Linked DNA regions of Homo sapiens: region 2 is linked to region 1. Evidence: chromatin loops called from intact Hi-C (ENCODE). Cell type or tissue: heart left ventricle. All regions are shown on one strand.

Region 1 (8,000 bases):
GTGCCAAAGTATGGATAACTTCAGACTTTCTAACTGCAAAAGCCGGTGCAATGGAGTTATTCTATCAGATTCTTTTTTTTAAAAAAATGGTTTTATATAAAAATGAAGTAGTTAATTTCCGATTAATATGGGATGGCAACTGAAAGTCGTTCTGACACATGCTAAATTAAAAATAGGTATTTCCCCTGAAATACACTGTTATCTGAAGTGCCATGGAGGATGTTTTCCACAACTTTAGTGATGGGGGAAGTTGCTTGGAAACTGGTTTCAGAAACTAGGTTTAGAAAACTAGATGAAGAATTGGAGGCTGGAATTGGGGAGGAAGGGGTGGTAAGAGGGAAACAGAGGTAATAATCAAATGTAAATAAAAATATTAAGGAAGGGCAATGAATGTTACTTTTTATTATGCTATAGTTACAAAGTATAATTGAGGTAATTTTGTATTAAAAACAATATTAGAAGCACTAAGAAAAATAAGAAAAATGTCAGTTCCTCTAAGTAAACTGAGGAAGGAACAGGGGAGAAGGGAAAACCAAATTTAAAGCTCTTTATGTAACACAAATGCTAGTCAGAGGTTATGATACTACAGGATGAGTGTAAGATGTTGCAGAGTTCTCTGTGGGAGTTTTAAAATTATATTCTCATTTTGATGATAATCACATGGGTCACAAATTTATAACCAAGTGTGGCCAAATGATGTCAGCACCTGATCTGCATTTATTTTGTAATTGTTTTGGCACACCACTGACTTTGAAAGTCAGACACAATAAGAAAAAAACGCCAAGGAAAATTGAAATGCATTTGACTAAATAAAAAGTATTTTGAGTTAAAAAAGTAATTGAAGAAATAATTGAAGCAGATATCTTAGGCAAAGAGTAACTCTCCTTATAAAATTAATAAATGTATAATATATAAAAATAATTAGCAGATTAAATATAGTAATTAGCATAAACCATAAGAAAATCATTAATGTCCCAATAAGTGACCTGGCAAAGGAAAGAGAGAGATAAGAAATGAATTAAGTGAACAGCCATGTAGAAACATCGTTACTCTTGGTGTTAATAAAAATGCAAATTAGAATTAACCATGATGTGCCATCTAAAGTCGGTAAAAGTTTAGTGAAATTGGTACTTTTATACATGCTAGTGGCATTACAGGCTTTTTGGAAAGGATTTTGGCAGATTCTACCAAGAGTCATGAAAAACGCTTACACCCTCTGACCCAATTATCCTTAATCTCAAAAATCCTAGTTATTTTTTAGAGGATGGAATCATGGTGAATTCTTTTTTTCTATACCCCCTATTATCCACATTGTGACAGTTTCACTTTTTTAATGTAAAAAAAATATATAAATTTGTCTGGAAGCATGTAAACTTCAAAGGCTTTTCTCAGAATGATAGATTTTAAAATCTATCAAAGTTTTGTCTTTGTATTGATCAAAAATAATACTAACACAATAAGGGATACCGATAAATTCTTTAAAGAATTGATACTATTAATGGAAGCCATACACCATTGCATCCATTTTTCTTTCTTTTTTTCATGAAAAGAGATGATACAAATGTAGTATATAACAGGAATGTAAAAACACACACAAGCGTACCTCAGGTGGGTGCAGATTTCACCTGTTTTTATTCTTTCTATATCTAGAGGTCTATACATTAGAATCAATGCTGAGAATGAAGATCCCAGGTGGTAGTTCACTAAGGAAAGATGAAGGCAGGAGTATGAGCTAGTACATTTTAGGAGAATATTTATTGATGTGACAATATACAAACTTTTTTAGTTAGCTTTTTTTTTTCAGCAGAATATTCTGTTAACTGTAACAGTGTTTCCCCTGACCACTCCAAATTGTTAGGATTTTTTCCTGTGGAAGTTTATCATGACAAACGATAGGCATACAGTAGTGAGCTCTACAAGCCAGCATGAGTACACTAAGAATGAAGCCGATTAAACTAAGCTCATTTCCTTCTTTGAACAGGGCAGCCAGGCTGGTAGATAAGGAAATAGGAGTAGATGTAATATATCTGGCTTTCGTGGAGCCGTCTGACGGTGCCTACATGAAGGCAGTATGGGGAAATATGGTTTGAATATTGGTACCTTTATGTGGTTAAGTGATAGTTCAAAGGGCCATCTCTGAATGATTAGTGTTAACCTAAAGTGAGATTTCTGTGTCTCTCAGTCAGTCGAGGATGATAAGGGATTAAAAAAAAAAAGTTTAAAGTTTCCCAATGCTTAGAGTTCTGAGGAATAGTTAATATGTAGGATTAAAAAAAATGAGTTTTCTGCAGCTTTAAGCTGGCTGGAATTAAGAAGATTACATTTATTGAGGTTGAATATAAAATGCCATGGTTTGGTTTAGAAAATCAGTTGCAAAAGTAGAAGGAAGACAGAAAGCCTCAGAGATAAGGGGAGTGTGGTGCCTGGGACACAGGGGACAAGAGGGCTGGCAGATATGGTCCCAGCTATTGTTTACATTTCAGGTCACATAAGGAATAGGTCGATTTTGGTCACCACATTTTAAGCAGGCCACTGACAAACTCGAACATGTTCAGAGAAGAGTTTTCAGAGTGTAGAAAGGTCTGGAACTATGTCAGAGGGGAATATTTAAAGGGAGGATTGCATATCTCTCTGTTTGTAAATTTAAGGTCTGAATTTCAGGGAGTACTGGGCTTGGTCTGTGTGATAAAAATCCTAAAAGCCCACAGTTATTAGGATCTACCCTGGACCAGGCACTACTCTGCTTGCTTTACACATATTCAGCCACTCCCCATCTTCACAGTAATATATATATATAAAATATATGTATAATGCATATTATATATTATAATTATATATATATATATATATATATATATATATATATATATATATTTTGTTTGTTTGTTTTTAGACAGAGTCCTGGTCTGTCACCCAGGCTGGAGTGCCAGTGGTGCAATCTCGGCTCACTGCAACCTCTGCCACCCACGTTCAAGTGATTCTTCTGCCTCAGCCTCCCAAGTAGCTGGGATTACACGTGGTACGCCACCACTCCTGGCTAATTTTTGTATTTTTAGTAGAGACAGGGTTTCACCATGTTGGCTAGGTTGGTCTCGAACTCCTGATGTCAGGTGATCCACCTGCCTCTGCCTCCCAAAGTGCTGGGATTACAGGCGTGAGCCACTGCACCTGACTCACAGAAATCTTGTGAGGTAGCTACACTGTTTATTGTTTTCATCTTCTAGTTGTAGAAACTGAAGTACATCCATTTGAGTAAATGGCCCAGGGTCCCACAGAGTTCATAGGTGGTGGATTCGGAACCTGAACCTGAGGCCTGCCCTTGACCCCCACTCTAAATGCACTCCCGCGGAGTTCCAGGGGGCAGAAATTGAACCCATACATACATGGTACCATGAGGAATATTTTGAATTGTTTCAAGGTAGTTCTTTTCTAAAGAACTCCTCCTTCAAATGTGCAACAGTTTTTCTTGTGAGAAAGTAAGTTTCCAGTGTGAGTGGGTTGCGGTGTGTTTTTGGAGTATTCTGGAGGGATACTGTGCCTTCCGGGGGCTGTCTTACTGCAGTGGTCTCTTCCAAAACCAAGATTCTGGGACTTTCTGTTCATCTGCCTGATTAGATTCCCAGCCCCTCTTGACAGACCGACTTCTCTGATTCCACCGCTGACTCATTCATTTAGGTACCTGTCTGGCTGGATTTCCCTGTATCAGGACTCTTGCCTACTTTCTCAGTTGCCATTCAAATGGAAGTGTGAATATTTTTCTATTATTTTGTTTTACTTTTCTCTAAAAGGTAAAATTGTCAGTGTTATGATGATAGCATTTCACATCAGGAGGGGATTTAGACGCCGAGCATCTGGGCCCTTGCTTCTCCAACTCAGGTAAGGTGATCCCCGGGGGAGTGTGAGCAAGTGCCAGGGGTTCCTGAGGCTGCGTACATGCTTCCTGGAGTGTTGCATCCACTCAGTTCGATTGTGGGAAAGCAACGTAGTTTTACTATTGAGGTAACATTCCTATTAAAACAAACATAGACTTTCCTGTTTTGTAAAATGCAAAGTTCTCATGAAGAAGACAAAATAGGACATTTCAAAGAAACTTCCAGCTTGCAGAGGCTGCTTCAGGCTATGCCCTCAGATCCCCCAGGGGGGTGCTATTCATTTTCACTGCTGCTGAGAGTACTTTGGTGGAAAAGTTTTAAAAGCACTTATCCGGTCTAATCCTCACATTTTATAACGAGGGAACTGACTGACATTCAGAGGGAATGAATGGACTTGTGCCTCTGGGCCTCAGTTTCCTTCTCCAGTTTTAATTTTTGAGCCCCTCTCTTACAGAAAGCACCGTGCCAGGAACTGTAATGAAGTGAAAACAGCGAAGTAGTATTTTAAAGTATCTTAGCCAAAATCCAGGCATAAAGTGTGCAGATGTGGAAAGAAAAACATCAAACACATGGGCTAAATGCTCACACAAATATCCTGTAAAGCCCAAGCTTTCATCAAGATTTCCTGTTTCTTTCCTGTATAACCCATTGGAACAAAAAGACAATTCTAATTGTCTTTTCACAAACCTCATTCAAGTTGGAAACAAACAACCAACCAGGCATGCTAGGACTTCCTGGACTATAGAGATTTCTTTGGCAACTCCATGAGATCATTCTTTAATCTTGTGTTTTATATCTTTGCTTTCCACTACAAAGCCTTGAAGGAGAAATGTAGTTCAGCAGATAAACAAGTGGCCAGCTTCTCCAGAAAGAATAAGTGCTTATTGTCAATGATTACAAAAAAAACAAAAAACAAAAAACACTGAAGGGCCAACTTCTTACAAGCTGCCATTATTTAAAACTTAAAATATTTTGTTAGCAAACACAGTAGCAAAGACAAAACAAATTCTGCAAGATAAGCAAGTAGGAAATTTTAAGTGAAGGTCAGTTGGGATATTTAAAAAGCAGATAGCACGTGATTCCCAATCCTTGTCCTTTGCAAATATTCTAGTCATTACTTAGCTAGGTGGTATAACCTTCAAGCTTAGGCTTCTTTTATTTTAATTTTAATTTTTTTTTTTTTTTGAGACAGAGTCTTGCTCTGTCACTCAGGCTGGAGTGCAGTGGCGCAATCTCGGCTCACTGCAACCTCCACCTCCCAGGTTCAAGCAATTCTCCTGCCTCAGCCTCCCAAGTAGCTGGGACTACAGGCACACGCCACCACGCCTGGCTAATTTTTTCTTGTATTTTAGTAGAGACAGGGTTTCATCGTGTTGCCCAGACTGGTCTTGAACTCCTGAGCTCAGGCAATCCACCTGCCTTGGCCTCTCAAAGTGCTAGGATTACAGGCGTGAGCCACCGCGCCCAGCCAGGTTTCTTTTAAATGAGACTATTTAGTCTACACTGGAAAAGGAGATGGTGGAAAGGAAGAGAGGGAGGAAAGGGGAAGACACTCACTAGTGTATGTTCCCAAGAAGGTGGAGATACTGGGCAGCTCCCCACATCACGTGGGGAGCTGCTGGCCTTGGATGATGGCCAGGTCTGTCTCCTGTGCCTCGTGAGAAAAGAAGGGAAGGCCAGGTGTGTAGAAGTTTGTGGATCTGCAAAAGGCAGATGAAGACATTCTTATTACTGAGGTTTTTCTTTGTCAGATAGGCGGCAAAATCATTTGCTGAGACTGGAGGAATTACATGGACAGGAGAGCAAATAAAAGTGGGAATTGTTTAAAATTATTTGGGTGATAGCAAGACTGATCCAAGTAGAAAGACTTCGTAAACTTTCTCTTCGGTATTGAGGTAATGTGGTAAATGACCATGGATTTGTGGGGCTCCCTAAAATCCCTTCCAAATGGATTACCATATGACTTATTGATTTCTAGATATGTATGATTTATGGTACATCCAGTATGCTGCTCTTACTCTCTTTTATTCTTGCTTACCTTATCATACTCTTTTTGAAAGTCTTTTTTTGCTTGACCTTCCTCTTCCAATTCCTAATACATTTTTGAACCCCAGCTACATATCAGCCCCTGTGGTCCTCAGTGGTGATCAAGACAAATGCAATCCTTGATCTAATGATGCTTCCTTTCAACTTACTTCTTTGAATAAGCACCAAATTCAGGGAATGCAGCTACACCACAAGTCACAGATTGGTCCTGCAGGCAATGGCAAAGTACCAGATTCCCAGCCATTAGGCTGCCAGACTCAGAGCCCCAGGCTGTGAGGCTATAGAGCCTGGGCCCCTGTGTCCAGGTCCAGTGGTCGGAGCCTAGAGTCATAGAAAGGGTGCTGATATTTAGTGAAAGGCAATTGAAGAGCCTTCTCTTCCTCTTTTTTTTTCTTTTGGCCTGGAGCTGTTCTCATCTAGGTTAAAACAAGTGGCACCTTTAGCTAGAGTGAATATTAAAAGAGCAAAGATGGGCTGGGTGCAGTGGCTTATGCCTGTATTTCCAGTAACTCAGGAGGCCCAGGAGGGAGGATTGCTTGGAGCTAGGAGTGAGAGACCAGCCTGGGCAACGTAGTGAGGCCCCCATCTCTATTAAAAAAAAAAAATTAGACTGGCATGGTGGCTTGCACCTGTGTTCCAAGCTATTTTAGAGGCTAAGGTGCGAGGGTTGTTTGAGCCTGGGAGTTCAAGGTTACAGTGAGCTTTGATAGCACCACTGCACTCCATCTAGCCTGGGTGACAGAGCAAGACCCCACCCACCCATTTCAAAAAAAAAAAAAGAAGCTGTTTTCCTGGATAGTGATATGGACTAACTCATTATTCCTTCTTTAAGTACATTAAAAATATAAAGTGGAACTAATGCCTTCTCAATCATTCATTATTTCACACATGTTTATTGAATTACTATGTGCTAAACACTCTTCCAAGTGCTTGGGATATAACAGTGAACAAAATATAGAGTCTTTACCCTTGTGATGGAAGAGAAAAACACTACCACTACCCACCACCACTACTCCTACCACACATACACACACACACACACACACACACACACACACACACACACACTCTTTTTCAAAACATAATTTAAGGTAGGGTGAGGTAATGATAACTGTTGTGAAGAAAAATAGAGCAAGCTAAAGTGTTTGTGAGTGAAAGGGCTACTTTATAAATGGTTATTATTTTATACAAGGTGTTATTGTAGATAAGATTGTTAGTGAAGGACTCTACTGAAATGATATTCAAATTAAGACCTGGATGAAGTGAAGGAGGAAACCATACAAAAACCTGAGGTAAGGAAAGAACATTCCAGGTGGATGGTTGCAACAGCCATGAGATGGGTTAGTTTGTAGCTGGAATGGAGTGAACTTGGAAGAGAGTGGTAGGAGCCAAAGTACAGTACAGGGTAGATTTTGTCACATCCTATGGACCATGGTGGGAGATTGGATTTTATTCTGAGTGTGTTGAGAAGCCACTGGAGCATTTGAGCAAGATCTGGTTTGCTTTTCTCTTTTTTTTTTTTTTTTTTTTTGAGTTTGAGTCTCACTCTGTCACCCAGGCTGGAGTGCAGTGGTGTGATCTCAGCTCACTGCAGCCTCCGCCTCCTGGGTTCAAGCGATTTTCCTGCCTCAGCCTCCCAAGTAACTGAGACTACAGGCACCCACCACCACGCCTGGCTAATTTTTTATTGTATTTTTAGCAGAGACAGGGTTTCACTATGTTGACCAGGCTGGTCTCGAACTCCTGACCTCATGATCCACCCACCTCAGCCTCCCAAAGTGCTGGGATTACAGGCGTGAGCTACTGCACCCGGCCTAGTTTGCATTTTTGAAAGATCTCTCCAGTTGCTGTGTGGAGCTTTGATTACGATGGAGGCAGGAGAGGATGCAGGGGACCTAGTTAGGAGATGATTGCAGTGGGCTGGTTAGAGGTTACCGGGCTGGGACTAGGGTGGGAGTGGTGGGGGAGACAGGGAGTAGTCAGATTTGGGATCTATTTTGCAGGCAGGACTTGTCAATGGTTGTGAAATAGAATGTAAGGTAAAGAGTGGGCTAAAATGTGACTTAAAAGTTTCCCAACTGA
Region 2 (8,000 bases), 64 kb after region 1:
CAACCTCCGCCTCCTGGGTTCAAACGATTCTCTTGCCTCAGCCTCCCAAGTAGCTGAGATTACAGGCACCTGCCACCCCGCCCAGCTACTTTTTGTATTTTCAGTAGAGACGGGTTTTGCCATGTTGCCAGGCTGGTTTTGAACTCCTGACTTCGTGATCTGCCCGCCTCGGCCTCTCAAAGTGCTAAGACTACAGGCATAAGCCACCGCACCTGGCCAATGTTTTTTCTTTTAATGCATTGATGGAGTAAACTATATTATAGGTTATTTTCAGACGTTACATCAACCTTAGATTACATTCAGTTTTTTCCATAAGATAAAATTAAGGTAAAATTAAAAGCACTTTGAATTGATCTCTGGAATTAGACCTAAGAATTGATCTTCTGGAATTAGACCTAAGACACTTTTGACACTTTTTACATTGGTACTATTTTGGGTGGGGATGAGGTGGTTATTGATGACAGTCCGGGTGAGTGGAAGATAGTTTACTGTATCTACTTTTGTGGCTTATAAATTCTTATCAATGTCAACGTATTTCCTAATCAAAAATAAGTTCATAACATTTAAATTAAAATACTTAGAAATAATTGATAATGAAAATAGTACTTCTCAAATCTTGAAGGATGAAGCTAAAATGAGAGAAATGGGTACACTTAACCTGCCATTTATTTTTAAACGGTTAATTGTTAATGAAGTAGGCAACCAGCTTAAGAAGTTAGAAAAATGAAGCAATTTCTGGTAGGACTGATCAAAGAACAAAGTGCAAATAAACAATATTGGGAATAAAAATAAAGCTATGGTAATGTTATCAATAAAAGAGAGATATTAATAACATTAAATTTTAAAAAGGATATATTCCAGATCATCAGAGATTAAAAAAATAAGATATTAAAAAAGCATTATGCCAATAATTGGAGAACCCAGGTGAAATGGACAAATTTCCAGGAATACATAAAATGCCGCAAGACAAAACAGGAAACTAAATAATCTAATATAATTAAGCAAATTTTAAAAACAGTTAAAAATCTTTCAACAAAGAAAACACTGAGTTCATATAATTTTACAGGTGAGTTCTATAAAAATCTCCCATGGGACAGGTCACTGTAGTCTTTTACAAACTTTTCCAGAGAAGCGAGAAAGAGAAAAATACTCTCAAACCAATTTAAAAGATTGTAATATTGATAGAAAAGATGACTGGTACAAGAAGAGAAATAAAAATTCCAGGCCAACTCACTCATGAACACACACATACAAATCTGGAATTATTAGCAAATCAAGTCCAATAATGTATAAAAATAACGTATGTAATCACCAAGTTGTAGAGAATGCAAGGACATAGAAATTTATAAATGCCAACAAATGTCAAATTTAGGGGAAGAGGAAAAATTCCTAAACTATAAAAATTTACCAAAACTGACTCTGTAAAAGACCGGAAAATGTGAATCATCCTATAACCATCAGAAAAATTGAAATAGTAGTCAAAATGTTTTCCAGATATACAATATCAAGCCCAGATGGCCCTACTGGCCAGTTCCACTAAATATTTAAGAAACAAATAACTCATCTTATACTGATTCTTTCAGAGGATGAAAAAGGTAGCATCATTCAGCAACTGAATTTATGAGACTAGCATAACATCAATTTAAAAATATGCCAAGGAGAGTCCAAAAAAAAAAATCCCTCAGGTCAGTCTCTCAAAAATCATTAGCAAATTATTAGCAAACTGAATCCAGTAATATTATCTTATGGAAAAAATTGAATGTAACCTAAGGTTGATGTAACGTTTGAAAATAACCTATAATATAATTTACTCCATTAATGCATTGAAATAATAAACATTGACCAGGTGTGGTGGCTTACACCTGTAGTCCTAGCACTTTGGGAGGCTGAGGTGGGCGGATCACGAGGTCAGGAGTTCGGTTAGCAAGCCATCAGTATCAAGACAAGACTCTCCACCAGCAAAAAGATTAGGACTTAAGAATGGCTTAGATGATCATTAACCCTTCTTAGCAATAATGTATTTTAAATGAAGGAATGCACATTGTTTTTTAGACATAATGCTCACTGAATAAACTGCAAGCTTGTCCAACCCACCTTATTTTGTTGTTGTTGTTCTGTTTTGTTTTGCTTTAGGCTTTTAGCAGCCAGAAGCCATGGTTTTAAAGTTTCTGTCTTTAGTGATAAGCAGAAAAGAGGGATGAGGAAGGGGCTTTACTGGCCCAACCAGAAACAGAAACCAAGAACCCATGACTGTATTCTCTCCCTCAGACACTCCTGAATAGTCTATAACTTTTATATGCACTGGGAAACCAACCAATTTATGTGACTCACTTTATGGAGATATTTGCTTCATCGCAGTATTCACTTCATTGCAATATTTGCTTTATTGAGGTGGTCGGGAACCAAACACACAATATCTCTGTGATATGCCTGTACTGGAAGGGTGAAATACTAGGGAGCCACTAAATATGACAAATATGCTAATAAATGGGAATTAAATTAAAATTGGGTGTGTGAAAATATAGAACAGTATCTACACAGTGATGACAATGTGCATAACAATACTTTGATTTACATTGACAGAGATTGAAACTCGATTTGGGATGGTCTCACTGCTTTTGGAAAACTAACATTTTTGCTCATTTTTTAAAGATTTTCCTAGTGGGCACAATGTATAATATTTGGTTGGTAGTTACACTAAAAGCCCAGATTTTACCACTATGCAATATATCCAAGTAACAAAACTGTACTTATGCTCCCAAATCTATAAAAATGTATGTATTTTTTAATTTTCAAAAAAAGACATTATGGACTTATGGCTTTTGGATGTTAACTTTGTACTAACCATAGTGAAAATTAGGGGATAGAAACGCACAATAACAAATTAATAAAGTACAATAAATATGTACTCTTCCTTAAGAGAAATTCTTAATACTTTGAGATGATACAGTATGTGATAAAAAGCAGACTTTCAAATCAGCTTGAGCTTGGATAAAATCTTTCCAATTCTATTTTTCTCAGACTCTATTATTTAGATGTTGTCACTTCCTCTGTCCTCCACAAATATTAGCTTTTCTTTTACATTTTCTGTATTATTATCTTTCTCTGCTGCCTCCCAGGGAGTTCTTCAATCTTACCATCCTTCCAATGCGCAATTCTATTCTTTGGCTTTAGCTAACTTGCTCTTTTTCCTATCATTTTCACTTTTTCCTTCTTCTATGACATTAATTGCAGCTTCATGTCTGTAACTTCTTCCATTACACTTTTCAGTATATTAAGTATATATATATTACTATTTGTATGTTTATTATGGACTTTTTTTGGAGATAAGATCTCCTTCTGTCACACAGGCCGGAGTACAGGGTATGACCACGGTTCACTGCAGCCTCCTGGGCTCAATTGATCTTCTTTCCTCAGCCTCCTGAGTAGCTGGGACTACAGGCACACCCCACCACACCTGACTCATTTCTGTATTATCTGTAGAGAAGGAGCCTCACTATATTGCCAAGGCTGGTCTTGAACTCCTAGGCTCAAGTGATCCACCTGCCTTGGCCTCTCAAAGTGCTGTGATTACAGGCATAAGCCAACACACCCGGCCTATTACGCACTTAAAAAATTCTTGTTTCATCTGTTCCAATTATACTGCTTCAGATAATATATGTTATTTAGGTGTCTCTTTTTGGTAGTAGTTTTGCTCCTCAGGTTTATTTACTTTGGCCAGGGAGCCCATTTTCCCCTGGGACTATCAGATATCCTGACTGGGGAAGAGCAGAAGCCCACCTTTAGTCCCTGACCTGTTGGATGAGCTTATAGAAGGACAAGATTATGAACCCCAAGACAGAGCCCTTCATTGCCGTACCACTCCCTTTCACAGTTACTTCATCAGGAAAACCTGCTGGTCGGGAATTTACCTAAGCTCCTGGAAGTGAGTGTCTAATGACTGAGTCACTAGTCCTGGGAGTTTGGAGGGAAGCCTTTGGAAGGGGGAATACCCAGGAAGTTCAGAGAAGTCTGTGCCTGTTTTCTTCAACTCCTCACCCAAGGAGGGCTTTGCTTTCCTTGGTATTGACTGACTGATGTCAACACTATGTTGAGTTCTTGCTCCCAACATGGTAATGGAACAGATATGATTTTACCTGGCTACAAAAGAGAGAGACAAGAGCAGAAGGTAAAGCATTCCTGCAACCCACCTTCTTACAGCGGTTTTCTATTATTTTCTTCCCCAGGCTGTACCCCCTTAGGACTGTCTTTATTCCACCCAGGAGCTTCTCAAAATTTGCTTTTGTTATGTTTATTATTGTTATAGTTATTAGTATCTCAGATTCATGCTTCCTGTGCTTTCTCCAGGATTGATTTTGGGGAAGGGAGCCAGCAACCCATCCTTGTCTGCCATGTTGATATCCCTGAGCTTTTTTTTAAAAAAAGAATGTTCTGCCTCCCAAACACATAACTGTTGTCACTGCTAAAGTCTATCTGTTTTTAGAAGATGTATCCTCTATTTCAGAATCTGATTGCATTGACTATCTCTTCTCTTGGGTTCAAAAGAATCATTATAAAACAAAGAACAAAAGGTAAAAGACTGTTTTCACGGACAATTGATCCACAGCTGATTATTGATACACAGATATCAATCTATGAAATAGAGAAACAAATAGATGTTAAAACAGTGCATAGATTTCCTGAAGAAAAAATAACTAATTTTTCCACTACAGGTTTACAAGGATCAGCCTTTTATATAAAGTCCTCTCACATATTCCTTTGGGACTAGTTCAAGTAAGCTTTTCTTAGAAAGGCAGGATAAAAATGGGACATCCTATCACCTCCAGCCTCGAAGGCTCAGATTTATTACTATAAAGCATTTTCTTTCCTCTAACACAAATGTTACTGTTCTAGATGTCTTTTCCAGTCTAGTGTAGAGAGGCCACAGGGTTAATAGTTGAGCTAATGTATACTGAACACAATCCAAAATAAGATGCCTGGTGCAAAGTAAACACTCAAAATTATAGCAATTATTATTTATCATGTAGAAATCACAAAATTGTTAAAATTAAAAATTGGATGAATATAATATTTATATTGAAAATGAAATAATTCTTGTAGATATTTTGACCAAAGCAACTTCTCATCATTTAGCTTTGTATTCTTATTCCCAGCATCATAATGTGACATTTGGATTCCTGTCACTTTTTTATTTTTCTGGTTTCCAGTCAAGGAAATGTTGGTTTAGGCTGTGCTTGTTGAACATACATTAGGCATGAAATGAAACATTTATCATTGTGTTTTGGGAAATGTTGCATTGCTGGCTAATGTGTTAGTGGCAGTAAGTAAGTGACAGAAGATTTCAACTATGTAACAAGCTTGATATGATAGGCATGTATAGGATATAGCACTGAAAACTGTAGAAAATACAGCATAGACATTTCTTAGCAATCATACATGAAGCTTTTAAAAAATTGGCTACATAACTTGCCATCAAACATTCTCAAAATTTGCAAAGAATTAATGGGAGATAGACTACATTCTTTGGCCACAGTGCAATTAGAAGTGAATGACAAAACAATAACCACTGAAGTCCATTTCCTGAGTTTAATGGTGTCCCTCTCAAAATTTCCTGTCTACACAGAACCGGAAATAGAATTTTTTTTTTTTTTTTAGATGGAGTCTCGCTCTGTTGCCCAGGCGGGAGTGCAGTGGCGCAATTTCAGCTCACTGCAACCTCCACCTCCCAGGTTCAAGCAGTTCTCTGCCTCCGCCTTCCGAGCAGCTGGGATTACAGGTGCCCACCACCATGCCCAGCTAATTTTTGCATTTTCAGTAGAGACGGGGTTTCACCATCTTGGCCAGGCTGGTCTTGAACTCCTGACCTTGTGATCCACCCGCCTCGGCCTCCCAAAGTGCTGGGATTACAGACATGAGTCACTGCGCCTGGCCGGAAATAGAATTTTTGCAGATGTAATCAAGTTAAAATTAGGTGATGCTGGATTAAGGTGGGCCCTAAATCCAGTATGACCAGTGTCCTTATAAAATACAGCACCACAGAGACACAGACACCCAGAGAGAACAAATCCATCTGAAGACAAAGGCACTGATTGGAATGATGCATTTACACACCAAGGCACAGTGACTGTCAGGAAATACCAGAAGCTAGGAGACAGGCATGGAACAGCTTCTCCTTCAGAGTTTCCAGAAGGAACCAACTCTGCCAACACCTTGATTTTAAGACTTCTAGCCTCCAGAACTATGAGAGAATAAAATTCTGTTCTTTTAAGCCATCTAGTTTGTGCTACTTTGTTATGGCAACCCTGGGAAACTAATATGTCCCATATGCTTGGGAATTAAGAAACATACTTCTAAATGGTTCATAAGTCAAAGACAAAAATTATAATGGAAGTTAAAAAAGTATTTTGAACTAAACGATAATGAAAATACCACATATCTAAACCAAAGAGATGGAACTAAATCAGTATCCAGAGAGACATTTGTAGTCTTACATTTATAAATCAGAAAAGAAGAAATGATAAAAAATAAATGAGTTAAGTATCCAAAATAAGAAGTTAGAAGAAAGAATACAAAATAAACCTTAGGAAAGTAGGAAGAAGGACATAAAAATAAAAGCAGAAATCAATCAATAAAAAGTAAAAATCCAATAGGGAACACTGGATGAATTTCAGGAACATGATGATGTTGAATATTTGAAACAGCAAGTTTCAGAAAAATACATGTAATATTCCATTTACATAGAAATTAGAAACAAGTAAAACTAAACAATATGTTGTTTAAAGATCCAAAAGTATGGTAAAATGTTCCAGGTGGTATTTGCCTCTGAGCTAGGAAGGAATGACATGGGAATATGGAATGAAGGAAGTAGAGGAGGGAGGGAGGGAGGGAATGAGGGAGGGAAGGAAGGAAGGAAGGAAAGGGAGGGAGGGAGGGAAGGAAGGAAAGGGAGGGAAGGAAGGAAGGGAGGGAGGGAGGGAGAGGGAAGGGAGGGAGGGAAGGAAGGAAGGGAAGGGAGGAGGGGAGGGGAAGGGAAGGAGGGAGGGAGGGAAGGAAAGGGAAGGAAAGGGAAGGGAAGGGAAGGGAAGGGAGGAGGGGAAGGGAAGGAGGGAGGGAGGGAAGGAAAGGGAACGGAAGGAAGGAAGGAAGGGAGAGGGAAAGAGGGAGGGAAGGAAGGAAGGGAGAGGGAAAGAGGGAGGGAAGGAAGGAAAGAAGGAAGGATGGAGTGCAATCTAAGCTTTCTATTCCATATGTTCATATTTCATTTATTGGCCTTTTGCCCATTGGTTCTTCTTTTGTGACTTCCCTATTGATATCTTCTGCCCATTTTTCCATTTTTAAAAACAAGGTTATTGCCGACATGGAGGCCCAGGTTCACAAGTTGAGAGAAGAATTGATCAATGTGAACTCACAGCGGAAACAGCAGCTGGTAGAGCTTGGTCTTCTTCGTGAAGAGGAAAAGCAAAGGGCTACAAGGGAACATGAGATTGTCGTCAATAAACTGAAGGCTGAATCAGAAAAGATGAAAATAGAGCTGAAAAAGACTCATGCTGCTGAGACAGAGATGACACTGGAAAAGGTAAGATATTTAACTAGTTTTTTAATAGGCAGTTGAAATCCATGTTTAAAATCCATTGCCACCACCCTTATATTTAATCTCCAAAAGGTAGTAGACATGGCATTACTCTTTAAATGTATAAACTCTTCAGTCGAGGAATTTAAGTATCTTGCTCCTATGTCTAAGTACCAGTAAAATAATCTAGGGAATTTCCTAACTTTTCCCTTGGCTTTCATGGAAGGGATTATATGGAATATCCTATTCCATAGTAATTAAATACACGTTGTAATAAAGTGATATTATAATATTGTCCAATATTATTTTGATTAGAAATACTGGGGCTGTATCCCTAAATTTTCCTAAATGGGACTAAGTTTCAGATCTTCCCTCAGTTGTCTAATAAGCATTTCTAGATTTTACAGCTTTTTATAACAGTGTCACATAA

Evidence for each region. Hi-C counts contacts between places; a loop is a spot of excess contacts. Peaks named below come from ENCODE experiments on the same cell type or tissue, not always from the same donor. Only the 100,000 strongest peaks of a DNase experiment are listed, where the experiment ranks them.
Region 2: a loop joins it to region 1, with 2.5 times the contacts of the local background. A loop is called at or near these places in 2 of 110 quality-filtered maps.

The regions. Positions count from the first base shown.
Region 1 is chr17:65,915,237-65,923,236 of GRCh38, reverse strand. The region is part of intron 19 of CEP112 (centrosomal protein 112); the gene reads left to right. Among named protein-coding and RNA genes, the nearest start is that of CEP112, 270 kb to the left of the region's middle. In heart left ventricle, a CTCF peak has its summit at 4,137; no DNase peak of the experiment used is centred here; H3K27ac peaks cover 450 bases.
Region 2 is chr17:65,851,380-65,859,379 of GRCh38, reverse strand. CEP112 (centrosomal protein 112) reads left to right here. Exons shown (of 27, transcript NM_001199165.4): 21 at 7,346-7,576. Among named protein-coding and RNA genes, the nearest start is that of AXIN2, 290 kb to the right of the region's middle. RefSeq lists an enhancer at 3,323-4,522. In heart left ventricle, no CTCF peak of the experiment used is centred here; no DNase peak of the experiment used is centred here.